Linked DNA regions of Homo sapiens: region 2 is linked to region 1. Evidence: chromatin loops called from intact Hi-C (ENCODE). Cell type or tissue: HepG2. All regions are shown on one strand. Each heading gives the region's core, and the rest is flanking DNA. Links, peaks and the distances in the headings are about the cores only.

Region 1 (8,292 bases), core at 2,226-7,225:
TCAGTAGAAATGTCAAATGAAATTTATGTCAACCACAAAGAGCAGCTGACTTTAGCTGGCCGAAGCTGGCTGGTAAGGGCAGTGATAGTCCAGAATCTAGCCAGGTGCAGCCGATCACGAGTCCTCGGTAGAACAGCAGTTTCCAGAGGCTCACTTCCTCCTGTTACTCCCAGCTTGAGGCTTGACATCAAATTTCAATCTACATAAATGTTGGTCAAGGAAGAGAAATAAATGAATTTTTGCTTAAAGAATAATCATCACTGTGGCCAAGCCTGGAAATTCATGATGCCCAGAGGAATCATCTTGGTCGATGCTTATGAAAAGGCCTTCTAAGCAGACCCCTTGTTGATCTAAGGTATCTATGGACTCTCCCCAGTCCTTCCAATTTTTTTAACGGCTTTATTAAGATATAATTCATGGGCCAGGCGTGGTGGCTAGCACCTGTCATCCCAGTACTTTGGGAGGCCGAGGCTAGCGGATCACGAGATCAAGAGATCGAGACCATCCTGGCCAACACGGTGAAACCCCATCTCTACTAAAAATACAAAAATAAGCTGGGTGTAGTGGCGCACACCTGTAGTCCCAGTTGCTCAGGAGGCTGAGGCAGGAGAATTGCTTGAACCGGGGAGCCAGAGGTTGCAGTGAGCGGGGATCCCACCATTGCACTCCAGCCTGGCGACAGAGCAAGATTCCACCTCAAAAAAAAAAAAAAAAGATATATCACAGCCAGGTGCGGTGGCTCACACCTGTAATCCCAGCACTTTGGGAGGCCAAGGTGGGAGGATCATCTGAGGCTGGGAGTTTGAGACCAGCCTGATCAACATGAAGAAACCCCATCTCTACTAAAAATACAAAAAAAATTAGCCGGGTGTGGTGGTGCATGCCTGTAATCCCAGCTACTCAGGAGGCTGAGGCAGGAGAATCACTTGAACCTGGGAGGCGGAGGTTGCGGTGAGCCCAGATCATGCCATTGCACTCCAGCCTGGGCAACAACAGGAAAACTCCATCTCAAAAAAAAAAAAAAAAGATATAATTCACATACAACACAATTTACCCACTCAGGCATGTAATTAAATTGCTTTTTGTTTTTGTTTCTTTTTTTTTTTTTTTTTTTTTAGATGGAGTCTCACTCTGTTGCCAGGCTGGAATGCAGTGGCACAATCTCAGCTCACTGCAACCTCTGACTCCCTGGTTCAAGCAATTCTCCTGCCTCAGCCTCACGAGTAGCTGGGATTACAGGCATGTGCCACCATGCCAAGCTAATTTTTGTACTTTTAGTAGAGACGGGGTTTCACCATGTTGGCCAGGATGGTCTCAATCTCCTCACCATGTTGGCCAGGATGGTCTTGATCTCCTGACCTCATGATCTGCCTGCCTCGACCTCCCAAAGTGCTGAGATTACAGGCGTGAGCCACTGCGCCTGGCCGTAATTAAATTGTTTTTAAGTCACAGGGTTGATGTGGCAACAGTCACCATAGTCAATGTTGGAATGGTTTCACCACTTCAAAAAGAAACCTGGTACTTGTTAGCTGTCATCCTCCTGTACCTTGATCCATCTCTCTACCTCCCATTCCCAACCCTGAGCAACTACAAATCTACTCTACAGATTTGCCTATTCTGGACTTTTGTATAAATGTAATCCTATAATATATGGTCTTTTGTGACTGGCTTCTTTCACTTCACATAATGTTTCTAAGTTCATCCATGTTGTAGCATGTATTAGTACTTCATTCCTTTTTATGGCTGAGTAATACGCCATTGTATGGATATACCACATTTTCTTTATCCATTCATCAGTTGATGGACAGGTTATTTCCACTTGTTGGTTATTATGGAAAATGCTACTATAAACATTTGTGTACAAATTTTTAGGTGGTCATATGCTTTTATGTCTCTTGGGTTCATACCTTCAGAGAAGTGCTGGGCCAGATTGTAACTCTGTTTAATTATTTGAGGAACCACCAGACTCTCTTCCAAAGTGGCCGCATCATTTTACATTTCCACCAGCAATATGTGAGGGTTCCAGTTTCTCTGCATTCCTGCCAATGCCTATTATTTTCCACTTTTTTTGATCTTTTTAAATTTCTGTCAGTTTTGCAGTTCTCAAAGTATAAGTTTTGCTCATTTTGTTAAATTTATGTTTAGGTAATTTATTCCTTTTAATGTTATCACAAATGGAAATGGTTTTGTGTTTTTGTTTTTGTTTTCTTGAGACAGACTTTTACTCTGTTGCCCAGGCTGGAGTGCAATGGTGTGATCTCGGCTCACTGCAACCTCTGCCTCCCGGGTTCAAGCGATTCTCCTGCCTCAGCCTCCTGAGAAGCTGGGACTACAGGCACCTGCTACCACACCCAGCTAATTTTTGTATTTTAAGTAGAGATGGGGTTTCACCATGTTGGCCAAGCTGGTCTTGAACTCCTGGCCTCAATTGATCTACCCGCCTTGGACTCCCAAAATGCTGAGATTACAGGTGTGAGCCACTGTGCCTGGCCTAGGAACTGTTTTGTTGTTGTTGTTGTTGTTTTGTTGTTTTTGTTTTTTGAGATGGAGTTTTGCTCTTGTTGCCCAGGCTGGAATGCAATGGTAAGATCTCAGCTCACTGCCACCTCTGCCTCCCGGGTTCAAGCGATTCTCCTGCCTCAGCCTCCTGAGTAGCTGGGATTACAGGCGTCCACCGCCATGCCCAGCAAATTTTTGTATTTTTAGTTGAGACGGGATTTCACAATGTTGGCCAGGCTGGTCTCAAACTCCTGACCTCAAGTGATCCACCCGCCTCGGCCTCCCAAAGTGCTGGGATTACAGGCGTGAGCCACCGCACCCCGTGGAACTGGGTTTTTTTTTTTTTTTTTTTGGTTTGTTTTTAATTTTCATTTTTGGATTGTTGTTTGCAAGCATATTGAAATACATTTGATTTTTATATATTGATCTTCTATCCTGCAGCCTTGCTGAACTCATTTATTGGTCCAAATAATTTTTTAGTGAATTTCTTAGGATTTTCTGTATATAAGATCATGTCATCTGTGAATACAGACAAATTTTATCTCTTACTTTTTCACTGGGATGCCTTTTACTTCTTTTTCTTGTCTAGTGTGAAAGGAAAATAAAATTTGGGACCTCAAGTCACTCTGCCAAAAGAAAAAAATTAAGCTGAAAGCTGAGTCCTGCGAGAAGTTGCCTTTCCTTTTGCTCCTAAGCAGATAGCTGCAGATAAAAGGTTAAATATCTCTACAAGTAGCTACTCTATGTTCACCTTATCTTATGTAAAGTGCTGATTAGGCTGGGCGCGGTGGCTCATGCCTGTAATTCCAACACTTTGGAAGGCAGAGGTGGGCAGATTGCTTGAGTCCAGGAGTTTGACATCAGCCTAGGCAACATAGCAAAACTCTTGTCTCTACTAAAAGTGCAAAACATTAGCCAGGCATGGTGGTGCGTGCCTGTAGTCCCAGCTACTCAGGAAGCTGAGGTAGGAGAATCACCTGAGCCTGGGAGGTGGAGGCTGCAGTAAGCAGAAATTGCACCACTGCACTTCAGCCTGGGCAACTAGAGTGAGACCCTGTCTCAAAAAATAAAATAAGGCTGGGTGCGGTGGCTCACGCCTGTAATCCCAGCACTTTGGGAGGCCGAGGCGGGTGGATCACGAGGTCAGGAGTTTGAGACCAGCCTGGCCAAGATGGTGAAACCCGGTCTCTACTAAATATACAAAAATTAGCCAGGTGCGATGGCAGGCACCTATAATCCCAGCTACTCAGGAGGCTAAGGCAGGAGAATTGCTTGAACCCGGGAGGCAGAGGTTGCAGTGAGCTCAGATTGCACCACTGCACTCTAGCCTGGGCAACAGAGCAAGATCCATCTCAAAAAATAAATAAATTTTTTTTAAAAAAAATAAAATAATAAGTAAATAAAATTAAAAAAAATAAAGTGCTAATTTACTGAGTGCCAGACAAATACATAATTGACTATTCCCCTACCTACTCCCTTTCTCTTGTAACATGTGGATTCAGTCATGCGACCCTCTCCTTTCTCCAGCCCACTTTTCCCCTTTAAATATTGAAGACCTCAAAATCATCTTTGGGGAAAGGTGTACCTTTCTCCTGGGCGCGTCCTTAACTTTGGCAAAATGAACTTCTAAATTGAGACCTGTCTCAGACACATTTTGGTTTACACTACTTGCCCTAGTTAGAAACTCCAGGACAATGTTGAATAGAAGTGGCAAGAATGGACATATTTATCTTGTGATTATGATATTGTGATTCATAATAAATATATATATTTCATCTTCCTCCCTGTTTCCTGGCACATAGCTCAAATGGCTGGGGCCCCTGGGTAGCCTCAGGATGGGGGCTGGCTGCCAGGTGAACCAGATGATTAGAGGGTTGGAACTTTCATTTCTGAAACTGATCCTCCAGGGAAGGAGGAAGAGCTGAAGGTTGAGCTGACCCCCAATGGCCAGTGATCTAATCAATCATGCCTGGGTAATGAAGCCTACATAAAAACCCAAAGGAACAGAATTCAGAGAGCTTCTGAGTTGCTGAACATGTGGAGGTGCTGGGAGAGTGGCTTCCAGGAGAGGGCAGGGAAGCTCCATGCCCTTTCCTCACACCTTGCCTGGTGCACCTCTTCATCTGGCTGTTCTTGTATCCTTTGTAACGTCCTTTACAATAGCCTAAGTGAGCCTAAGTGTCTCCCTGAGTTCTGTGAGCCACTCTAGCAAATTAATCAAACCTGAAAAGGAGGCCAGGCATGGTGAGAGCACTTTGGGAGCTTGAGGCAGGCAGATTGCTTGAGTCCAGGAGTTTGAGACCAGCCTGGGCAACATGATGAAATCCAGTCTCTACAAAAAATACAAAAAGTACTATAGGCTGGGCATTGTGGCTCATGCCTGTTATCCCAGCACTTTGGGAGGCCGAGGTGGGTGGATCACCTCAGGTCAGGAGTTCGAGACCAGCTTGACAAACATGGTGAAACCCCGTCTCTACTAAAAATACAAAATTAGCTGGGTGTGGTAGCATATGCCTGTAATCCCAGCTACCTGGGAGGCTGAAGAAGGAGAATCACTTGAACCCAGAAGGCAGAGATTGCAATGAGCCGATCACACTATTGCACTCCAGCCTGGGCAACAAGAGCGAAACTCCACGCCCCGCCCCCACCCCCACCCCCCCAAAAAAAACCTACTATGGGATTTATCATAAAATTAAATGTTTAAAAATAGCACAAGCCCGGGCGTGGTGGCTCACACCTGTAATCCCAGCACTTTGGGAGGCCAAGGCAGGTGGATCACCTGAGGTCAGGAGTTTGAGACCAGTCTGGTCAACATGGTGAAAACCTGTCTCTGCTAAAACTACAATAATTAGCCTGGTGGTGGTGGCACACACCTGTAACTCCAACTACTCAAAGGATGAGGCAGGAGACTCACTTGAACCTGGGAGGTAGAGGTTGCAGTGAGCCAATGGCACCACTGCACTCCAGCCTGGGCAATACAGAGAGACCTTGTCTCAAAAAAAATAAAAAATAAAAATAAAATAAAGCTCGGGCACAGTGGCTCACGTCTGTAATTCCAGCACTTTAGGCGGCCAAGGTAGGCAGATTACGAGGTCAAGAGAACAAGACCATCCTGGCCAATATGGTGAAACCCCATCTCTACTAAAAATACAAAAATTAGCCAGGCGTGGTGGTGCATGCCTGTAGTCCCAGCTACTCAGGAGGCTAAGGCAGGAGAATCACTAGAACCTGGGAGGAAGAGGTTGCAGTGAGCCAATATCACACCACTGCACTCCAGCCTGGCGACAGAGCGAGACTCCGTCTCAAAAAAATAAAATAAAATAAAAACTTTTAAAAAAGAGAAAAACACACACACACACACACACACACAAATTAGCCAGGTGTAATGCAACGTGCCTATTGGTCCAGCTGTTCAAGAGGCTGAGGTAAGGTAGGAGGATCACTTGAGCCCCAGAGGTAGAGGTTGCAGTTAGCTGAGATCATGCCACTGTACTCTAACCTGGGTGACAGAGCAAGACCCTATCTCAAAAAGAAAAAATAAAAAAGAACCTCCATGTAGTTGTGGGTAATCTACTACTTATGATTGGCGTCTGAAGTGGGGGCAGTCCTACGGGCCTGAGCCCTTAACCTGTGGGATCTGACTCCAACTCCAGGTAGATAGTGTCAGAACTGAGTTAAATTATAGGATATCCAGCTGGTGTCCCCTGGAGAATTGCTGTATGGGGAAAACCCACACATGTGGTGTTGGAAGTATTGTGTTGAGTGTAAGAGTAGCAAAAACAGAGTGATCTTAGGAGGAAAGCTTTCGATCATTCGATCAATCATTCATTGAGAGCTTTCAATCATGATGTTAGCTGTGGGCTCTTTGCAGATGCCCTTTAATGGCCTGAGGAAGTTTTCTTTCATTCCTAGCTGTTGAGTGCTTTTATCCTGATCTCATGGACTCTCTGGGCACAAGGATCAGGGACCCCAGCAGGCCAAGAACCCCAAGACCACGACCACTTCTGCAGAGCTAGTACCTAACATTCTCACAGCTTACCAAACACAAATTCATGGTCCCAATTGATTTCCAACCCAGTGAAGTAGGTGCTGTTATTCCCAATTTCTAGCTGAAGAAGCTGGAGCGCTGAGAGGCTGTATGGGTTTCCTTGTCACTCAGCTCAGAGGCACGTTCTGGAGCTGACACTCAGCCCTTGCTGGCCCCTCTAGTCCATCTGCTCCTGCTTGGCTTCTACCTCCTAATCAAGGCTGTCCTTTGTGGGGGATGAAGTGATGTTTGTATTTAGACTTCAGGGAGCTTTTCTCAAACTTCAGTGGCCCTAAGCCTTACCAGGAGGGCTTATTAATGATGAAGAACCCTGAACCTGTCCTGGAGATTCGTAACTGGGTAGGACTCAGAATTTGCAGTTCACCATCTCTCCTCCACGAAGTGGGTCTGCACCATGCTTCCAGGAACCCTGCTCTGGAGGAAAAGCGGTCTGAATGTGAAATGTCAGGTGGCCAGTGCAAGAGGAGGGAGGGTTTCAAGAGACCCAGGTGGAGGAAGGCTGCTGAAGTTTAAAGCAGGGCTGGGCTGGCCCTCCCCTCAGTGTACCCTCAAGTTGGATTTTTTTCATATTCCGTCAAACAGAAGTTTTCTCCTTGTCTCAGGTACCATCCCCCCAATACAGGGCCATGCAGGGGAGCGAAGCAGAGCCCACTCTCACTCACTCTCGCTCTGGCGCACAGCACAGGACCCATGAGACTTGCTTTAGGGGCCTGTGAATATGACTTTCATTTTCATTTCTTTTAAAATCAGAAGAAAAATGAGTAGATATAATGAGTATGTAATCATGAATCGGCCTAGATTATATTTGCCTTTATGCCAATATCATTGTAAAATATAATTTTTAAAGCCAGACTTGGTGGCTCACACCTGTAATCCCAGCACTTTGAGAGGCCGAGGTGGGCAGATCACGAGGTCAGGAGTTCAAGACCATCCTGGCCAACATGGTGAAACCCCTGTCTCTACTAAAAATACAAAAAATTAGCAGGGCCTTGTGGCACACGCCTGTAATCCCAGCTACTTGGGAGGCGGAGGCAGGAGAATCGCTTGAACCCAGGAGGCAGAGGTTGCTGTGAGCAGAGATCGTGCTATTGTACTCCAGCCTGGGTGACAGAGCAAGACTCAATCTCAAAAAAATAAAATAAAATAAATAATTTTTTATAGTGGAAAAGGCCCAGGAAGGCAAAAATGCCCAGGACCCATGAAAGTTCTACATAGCCCTGAGAGTGAGGGTGCAGGACACACAGGGCCTGGAGAGGGCAAGGCTCTGGTGTCAGCCTGAGAATGAGTGACCAGAGTCAGGCAGGGCCGGCAGGATCCATCTGACCACTGACCCTGGTTCTCTCCATTCCAGGCCTGTCACTTGACACAGCCGGCCAGGGCAGCCCTGAGCTCACTGGGGAAGGGATTTATAGGAGGCCTGTTTTAACAGCCTACCTGGACATGAAATCTTTCATTTGAAGAGGAAAGAAAAATCCAGCAGTCAATAGCAATTTGTTCAAAACCAAAATGGAGCGTGGTGTTGCAAAACATCCTCTTCCCGAGCTCTGGACCAGCTGGCTGCATCAGCCCCGATGACAGGGAAGGAGCCAGGCAGGATGCACTGCATTGTAAACTCTTGCCCTGAGGAACATGGCCTAGTGGTGAGTGGGAGGGCAGGGAGAAGCGAGCAGCAGCCAAGACTGCAGGCAGCCATTAAGAGCTTGCACTGAAGTGGGCTCAACAGATGATAAACACACAACGGACAC
Region 2 (8,292 bases), core at 1,837-6,836, 83 kb after region 1:
TTTTTGGTAGTGACGGGGTTTCATCATGTTGGCCAGGCTGGTCTTGAACTTCTGACCTCTGGAGATCCGCCCACCTCAGCCTCCCAAAGTGCTGGGATTATAGGTGTGAGCCACTGCACCCAGCCAACACTGTTTTAATCTTCAGATCTTATTCAGATTTTGCCATTATCTTAATAATGGCCTTCATAGCAGAAGTCTGAGTCACATGTTGCATTCTGTTGTCATATTTCTTGGGTCTCCTTTAATCTGGAAGAGCTCCACAGTCTCTCTGTCCTCTACAATATTGGCATTTTGAAGAGTACATGCCAGGATTAGGAAAGTCCCTCCATCTGGGTTTGTCAAGAGTTCCTCATTGTCTCCTTTGGGTTATGCAATTTTGGCAAAGATTTCATAGAAGTAATGTGTTCTTCTTTTCATAGAAGTAATGTGTATCCTATCAGAAGGCATATTATTTTTAATAGAAAAAAAAAATCTTGGTATGCTCTTCTCAGTGAAAAAAACCATGAGAGTTCTAAACCATCATCAGATTATTAATGTCCTAGTCTATTTGGGCTGCTAGAACAAATTGTCACAGACTTGGTGGCTTATAGACAACGGACATTTATTTCTCACAGTTTTGGAGGCTGGAAGTCCAAGATCAAGGTGCCAGCAGGTTCAGTGTCTGGTAAGGGCTCACTTCCTGGTTCACAGATGGTGCCTTCTCTCTGTATCCTCACATGGAGGAAGAGGAGAGGGAGCTCTCGGGGCCTCTTCTGTAGGGGCACTAATTCTAGTCATGAGGGCTCCACTGTGACCTGATCACCTCCCAAAGCCCCCACCTCCTAACACCGTCACATTGGGGTGAAGATTTCAACATAAGAATTCTTGGAGTATACCAACATTCATGCCATAGCACTTAATAACCGTAATACAATTCTGTGTTTACTTACCACTTTCCAGTAGTGGGAAAAGTTAGACAGCATATCTTATTCATGTTTGCAACTTAGGACCCGGGAAAGTGCATGGCATCTAATTGGAATCCAGTAATATTTTTCAAGTGAATTCTTTTTGAGGCACAGAGTACTCTCACTTCATCTGCACAATCCAGTTTTCTGACTTCTGCTCTGTGTCCCCCACCGACCATCTGAGACGAGGTAGGGTCAGACAACCCAGTTATGGCTCAGCTCCCTTTTTGGATGTAGCATCTGGCTCTCCTCATGAACTAGGAAAACGCTCTCACAGCGAGGATCTGCCACTCACTCCAGTGCTTGATGGGTGTTGGATTATTGAACAAATGCCTGCTTAAAATACAATATGCTAGCTGGGCGCAGTGGCTCACATCTGTAATCCCAGCACTTTGGGAGGCCGAGGTGGGCAGATTATCTGAGGTCAGGAGTTCGAGGCCAGCCTGGCCAACATTGTGAAACCCTGTCTCTACTAAAATTACAATAATTAGTCGGGCATTGTGGCATGCACCTGTAATCCCAGCTACTCAGGAGGCTGAGGCAGGAGAATTACTTGAACCTGGGAGGCAGAGGTTGCAGTGAGCCAAGATGGTACCACTGCACTCCAGCCTGGGCAACAGAGCGAGACTCCATCTCAAAATAAATAAATAAATATAAATAAAACAAAATAATACATGCCAAGAGGCTCTTTCACTTCTGCTGAACACTGGAGTTTCTTTTTTTTTTTTAACACTGGAGTTTTATACAGTAGATTAAACACCTAGGTCAGTGACAAAACATTATTTTTACAATTTACAGAAAATGTTAGAGCATCATTAGTTTCAAGTTTCTCCATGAATGTGTCTTATCACTTAGGCTTTTGCCACAGCCTATTTGTGAATGATTGCTGGTAGATGACAAAATAAGTAAACATGCCAGCAAAGGAATATTTAATCATAAAGGGACAATCATAATTGTTTACTCGTCCTTTTATTTCTTCATGAACATGCATTCGTGGTTGTGACTTTGTATTATGTGCAAATAATTAGTTTTAGTAAATATTGGTTATAATCTTTATGCTAATCTAAGCCTCCTTCCCATGTTAGTTCTCTCTTACTTTTTAACATCATGAGTTGTTGTTATTATTGTATTATGCAGTCAATATTCTTTTGATTTTTCCACATAGATGTACCAATATACACGTCACCATTTGAGTCTCAGGATTTCCATCTGGGATTACTTTATCAGCCCCAGTATAGTTCTTTAATGAGTAACTGTGTTGGAGGCAAACTATCTCCATTTTTATTTGTTTGAAAGATATCTTTATTTTGCCCTCCATCTAGAAAGTCCTGGAAGCTCCACCTTCTGTGACAGCTGAGAGCTACTTCTGTGCATGCTCTGAAGCTCTCATTCCCTGGCCTCCTGGCCCTCAGTGATGTGATTCAGATACAAATTCAGCCTAATCACCCTTTTTTGGAGATAATCTTTTTCTTTATGGCTTTTTTTAATGTCTTCTCTTTGTAAATGGCATTCTAACATTTTATTATGATGTGTGTAGGTGTGGGTTTCTATTGGTTTCTGTTTATTTATTCTGCTTGCAATTTGTTGGACTTCCTGATCGGTGACTGGTATTTTTCATCAACTGGGAAAGATTCCTGGCTATTATATCTTTGAATACATTCAGTCAAAGCTATTGTATCTTTTTCTTTTCTTTTTTTTTTTTTTTTTTTTTTTTTTTGAGACAGAGTCTCACTCTGTCGCCCAGGTTGGAGTGCAGTGGCGCGACCTCGGCTCACTGCAACCTCCGCTTCCTGAGTTCAAGTGATTCTGCTGTCTCAGCCTCCTGAGTAGCTGGGACTACAGGTGCCCGCCACCACACCCAGCTAATTTTTGTATGTTTAATAGAGATGGGGTTTCCCCATATAGGCCAGGCTAGTCTCGAACTCCTAACCTTGTGATCCACCCACCTTGACCTCCTAAAGTGCTGGAATTACAGACGTGAGCCATTGCGCCAGGCTGACTTTTTGCACATCAACCCATCTGTGACAGTCCTGGAATCTAGCAGTCTCTTACAATGACCTATGCTCATTTCAACGCTAAATCATTCATTTCCCCCAGCTTCATCCTCTACCTGGGAGCTGAGTCATCTGGGTTTCCGTTTTATCTTGGCTTTATTTTGGGAGAGGAGAGAAGAGAGAGGTTGGGGTTGTCCCTTCCCTCTTGGCGGTGGCTCTGCAGGGCTGTGTCCTTCTGCAATGGCAGGTCCTGCTGGATGGCCCCTTCTTGAGGTCCTCTGCCACCCAAGCACTGATGATACCTCAGGCTTGAGGGTGGTAGCTGCTTCCCTGGGCGCCTCAGCATCATTTCCTGCCTGTTCCCCTGGGCGCCTCAGCATCATTTCCTGCCTGTTACCTTCATTCTGTCTGTTTTTTTGTTTTGTTTTGTTTTGTTTTGTTTTGTTTTTTGAGATGGAGTCTCATTCTGTCACCCAGGCTGGAGGGCAGTAGCACGATCTCAGCTCACTGCAACCTCCACCTCCTGGATTCAAGTGTTTCTCCTGCCTCAGCCTCCCGAGTAGCTGGGACTACAGGCGAGCACCACCACGTCCGGCTAATCTGTGTATTTTTAGTAGAGACGAGGTTTTTGCCATGTTGGCAGGCTGGTCTTGAACTCCTGACCTCAGGTGATTCCACCCGCCATGGCCTCCCAAAGTTCTGGGATTACAGGTGTGAGCCACCACGACCGTCCCTGTCTGTTCTTTTTAAAATCATGTCTTCGTTCAAAACTTTAAAAAAAAATTCCAGTGGATGTGCCTTCTATTTCCCATCAAAACCCTGCCTAACGTAGTTCCCCTCCTCCAAGCCATGCTGTTCTCCACAGAGCGCGAGTACAATACAAAGAAGGTATCACATTTGTGGTAACTGGTAAGAGTTGGGAACTGAAAGAATTTGAAGGGAAAGAAATCTAAAATGATTAGTGTGTGTTTCATCTTGGACGTCAAGTTTTTGTTTTGCTTTGTTTTGTTTTGTTTTTTTTTTTGAGACAGAGTCTCGCTCTGTTGCCCAGGCTGGAGTGCAGTGGCGTGATCTCGGCTCACTGCAACCTCCACCTCCTGGGTTCAAGCGATTCTCCTGCCTCAGCCTCCTGAGTACTCGGACTACAGGCGCCCGCCACCACACCCAGATAATTTTTGTATTTTTAGTAGAAACGGGGTTTCTACTAAACACCATATTGGCCAGGCTGGCCTCGAGCTTCTGACCTTGTGATCCGCCTGCCTTGGCCTCCCAAAGTCCTGGGATTATAGGCGTGAGCCACTGCGCCCGGCTGGACATCAAGTTTTAAATGGATAATATGACATTCTCTTTCCACCCAAACTGACCTGACCAGCTGGGTGTACAGCAATTCAATTGCGACACTAACTTCCTGGAGCTGGTGCAGATGCCACAGATTGAGGGCAAAGTTCACCACAGACCCCTAGTCCCCTTCAGACACCAGCCACAAGTCTCAGAGGGTCCTCAGGGCAATTGTACTCTGACTCCAAATTTGGGAGTTCCCATGACCCCCTTAGGTTTGATCATTTGCTAGTACAACTGGCAGACTCAGGAAAGTGCAATGCTTATGATTAGCTTCACTGTAAAGCATACAAATATGGGAGGGTCCCAAATGCAGAGCTTCAGTGGCCTTTCCTCGTGGAATCAGGGCACATCACGTCCTGGCACATCAACATGTTCACCAACCAGGAGGCCCTGGAAGCCTCCGGTTCTAGAGCTTTTACTGGGATTTTATTTTGTAGGCACAAGTGATTAAACTACTGAACCTGTGATTAATCTCAACCTCCAGACCCCCCTCCTCTCTTCAAGGTCAGGTGACTCAAATTCCCCAACCCTCTAATCACCAGGCTGGGCGGGTCTTTTGGTAACCAGCCCCCATCTTGAGGCTGTCTAGGGTTCCACCTTTACCTTAGTAGCATAAAAAAGCCCTACCACTCAAAAAACCCCAAGGGTTTTTAGAGTCTCCATACCAGGAATTCAGGACAAAGACTAGACAAATTATTTGTTATACAACAGAGATAATGAGATTTCTTTCTTTTTCTTTTTTTTTTAGACTGAGTTTCGCTCTTGTTACCCAGGCTGGAGTGCAATGGCGCAATCTCAGTTCACTGCAAACTCTGCCTCCCAGGTTCAAGCGATTCTCCTGCCTCAGCCTCCTGAGTAGCTGGGATTACAGGTGCCCGCCATCACGCCCTACTAATTTTTGTATTTTTAGTAGAGACAGGGTTTCACCACGTTGTCCAGGTTGGTCTCGAACTCCTGACCTCAGGTGATCTGCCCACCTTGGCCTTCCAAAATGCTGGGATTACTGGTGGGAGCCACTGCACCCGGCCAGAATTTGATAAATTATTATAGATGTCATCATTCAACCTATTAATTGATATCTATATACTTAACTCACTTTCCAAAAAGACTTGGGATTACAAATAAGACTTCTTTTCAAAATATTTCATATGACAAGAAAGTATAATTTTTCCAATTCATAGGAAATAGTCTACATGGAGGTAGGAGTGTAGGGCTGAGCATCCGCAGTTGTAGGTCCAAGTCCTGGCTCTGCCACAAGGTGACTTATCCCTTATCTCGGAGCTGAATGAGATGACATCTGCAATCCTGTGACTGCCACAGTCAGCTTCCAGGTCATATAGCAATGATATCATGTCTGTTTAATCATCAACAGCAAGCCCTTTTTCCTTTTCAAGTTATTAATCTTGGATACTTTCTGTTGTTTGTTTATTGTTTTTGATTTTTGAAGACGGAGTCTCGCTCAGGCTGGAGTGCAGTGCCGTGACCTCGGTTCACTGCAACCTCCGCCTCCCGGGTTCAAGTGGTTCTCCTGCCTCAGCCTCCCGAGTAGCTGGGATTAGAGGTGCCTGCCACCACGCCCAGTTAATTTTTGTATTTTTAGTAGAGATGGGTTTTCGCCATGTTGGCCAGGCTGGTCTCGAACTCCTGACCTTAGGTGATCTGCCTGTCTTGGCCTACCAAACTGATGGGATTACAGGCATGAGCCACCGCGCCCAGCCTCAATCTTGAAAACTTTCTATACTCATACTATCCATCCCTCAACATTACCTCCACAAAGTCTTTCCTGATCCTTGTTTTGTACTCTTTTAGGAAATCATCAGTCAGGTGTGGCTATGAGAGGAAACAAAGGAGAGACTGGGGAGAGCAAAGTGCATTATGCTCATCGGTCCTAGAGAAAGGAGGCATGCCGCGCTACACAGGCCACACAGCAGACACCAGGGTGGCCAGGAGGTGGAAGACAGGAGTCAGGGAAGGGTCAGGCCATGGCCTTTATGGTGGTTTCCACAGGAACCGCAAGGCAGGGCAGAATGGACAGTATAGGATTGGCTAGAGCGGATAATTCTGGTGGGCTCTAGACTCTAGGGATGGTCCCTGGTTGCCTGGAGTACTACCTGGCCTTGGGATGATTGAGGTAGAGGAGCCGTCTGCTAGGGTTTGCAGGCCAGATAGAGGAGTGCTGGCTCTGGGTTGGTTTGTTTGCCTGTCAAAGGCATGCTCCAACCTGAGCCTGTTATTTCTTATCTCCAAGAATTGGCTGCCCCAGGGAGGGTTTTTTAAGATGTCAGAACATCATAATATACATAAATATATATATATGTGCACATATATGTATTCCAGCTAGAGGATTATAATTATACACACGCTTACACACATAATACATGCAATCCTCCAGCTGGAATTTCTCCTGTCTCCTAAACCTTAGTGTCACTTTGTCTGTCTAGCCCACATGGATTTTCTTCTCATTCTTTCTTGCACTGTAGTTATGTGTGGGCGTGTTGTATTTTACTTCTGACTGTGAGTCCCTTCAGGGCAGAGCCTGGGACATCTAGCTCACTGTGTTCTCCATGGGGGAGGTACTGCTGCTCCCAGTATGAGCTCTAGAATTGCTTTTTAATTAATAAATATTAGCGGGGTACATAACGTATGTGTGTATTTACCAAACCATACTCATACACGTTTTCTTTTTTTTTTGAAACGGAGTCTTGCTCTATTGCCCAGGCTGAAGTGCAGTGGTGTGATCACGGCTGACTGCAACCTCTGCCTCCTGAGTTCAAGCGATTCTTCTGCCTCAGCCTCCCGAGTAGCTGGGACGACAGGTATGCACCACCATGCCTGGCTAATTTTTGTATTTTTAGTAGAGACGGGGTTTCACCATATTAGCCAGGTTGGTCTCAAACTCCTGACCTAGTGATCCACCTGCCTCAGCCTCCCAAAGTGCTAGGATTACAGGTGTGAGCCATTGTGCCTCGCCTCATACACACATTTTCGTACTTACTATTCAAATTTGTACAGCATGGTGTTGAGATTTAAAAATCAATTCTCAACTTAGTAAATACTTGTAAGTTAATTGTTATATTAAGGTGAAGATTTACAATTTTTCAAGCTTGTGAAAATGAGGTCCAGGAAAATGAAAAAAAAAAAAAAAATATATATATATATATATATATATATATATATATATATATATATATATATATATCTTTAGGCCAGGTGACATTTGTACTTGCTGGCAGCTCTTCAGTATTTAAATGTTAGTTAAGCATTTTATTTATTTATTTATTTATTTATTTATTTATTTTTGAGACGGAGTCTTGCTCTGTCGCCCAGGCCAGAGTGCAGTGGCAGGATCTCAGCTCACTGCAACATCCGTCTCCTGGGTTCAAGTGATTCTCCTGCCTCAGCTTACCGAGTAGCTGGGATTACAGGCATCCACCACCAGGCCCAGCAAATTTTGTAATTTTAGTAGAGACGAGGTTTTACCATGTTGGTCAGCTGGTCTCAAACTCCTGACCTCAGGTGATCCACCCACTTCAGCCTCCCAAAATGCTGGGATTACAGGCGTGAGCCACTGCACCCAGCCTAGTTAGACATTTTAAATGACTGCCAACCTGCCTGCCAAGAGCACGAACTCCCTCAAAAGGAAGAGAAAAATAACTCTCACTCACTTAAATATTTTTTGGTAAGGTTAAAAAAAATCTACTGTATAAAAGTAGATAAACACACTACCTGGAATGTGCTTTGAAAAAGTACCATGTCATCTTATTGGCAAAGTGCCTTGAAGCACAACGTGGACAGGTTGGAATATACATAAGCAAGCAGAGAGCTTTGAGAAAAAGAGGACGAGGTTAGCAGAAAAAAATGTATCCACCTGAGAAAGTATTAGAATATAAATGAGGATATAAATGACGGAGGCTTAAATTAGTATAAACTGAATGTGGCCATACTGGGAATAGTGGGAATCTATTTATTTATTTATTTATTTATTTATTTATTTATTTATTATTTTTTGAGAC

The links. Peaks named below come from ENCODE experiments on the same cell type or tissue, not always from the same donor. Only the 100,000 strongest peaks of a DNase experiment are listed, where the experiment ranks them.
Region 2: it touches region 1 in a loop (9-fold over the local background); 2 of 110 quality-filtered maps call a loop at or near these places.

What each region holds. Positions count from the first base shown.
Region 1 is chr2:109,711,832-109,720,123 of GRCh38, reverse strand. It overlaps LOC107985774 (a long non-coding RNA gene), which reads right to left and starts at 613. Exons shown (of 2, transcript XR_001739114.1): 1 at 575-613; 2 at 8-199. It also overlaps a transcript of RANBP2 not described here. In HepG2, for the core only: a CTCF peak has its summit at 4,575 (motif pointing right); a DNase peak (open chromatin) is centred at 4,593.
Region 2 is chr2:109,628,489-109,636,780 of GRCh38, reverse strand. It overlaps a transcript of RANBP2 not described here. Among named protein-coding and RNA genes, the nearest start is that of SOWAHC, 18 kb to the right of the region's middle. In HepG2, for the core only: a CTCF peak has its summit at 6,220 (motif pointing right); DNase peaks (open chromatin) are centred at 4,320, 5,560 and 6,180.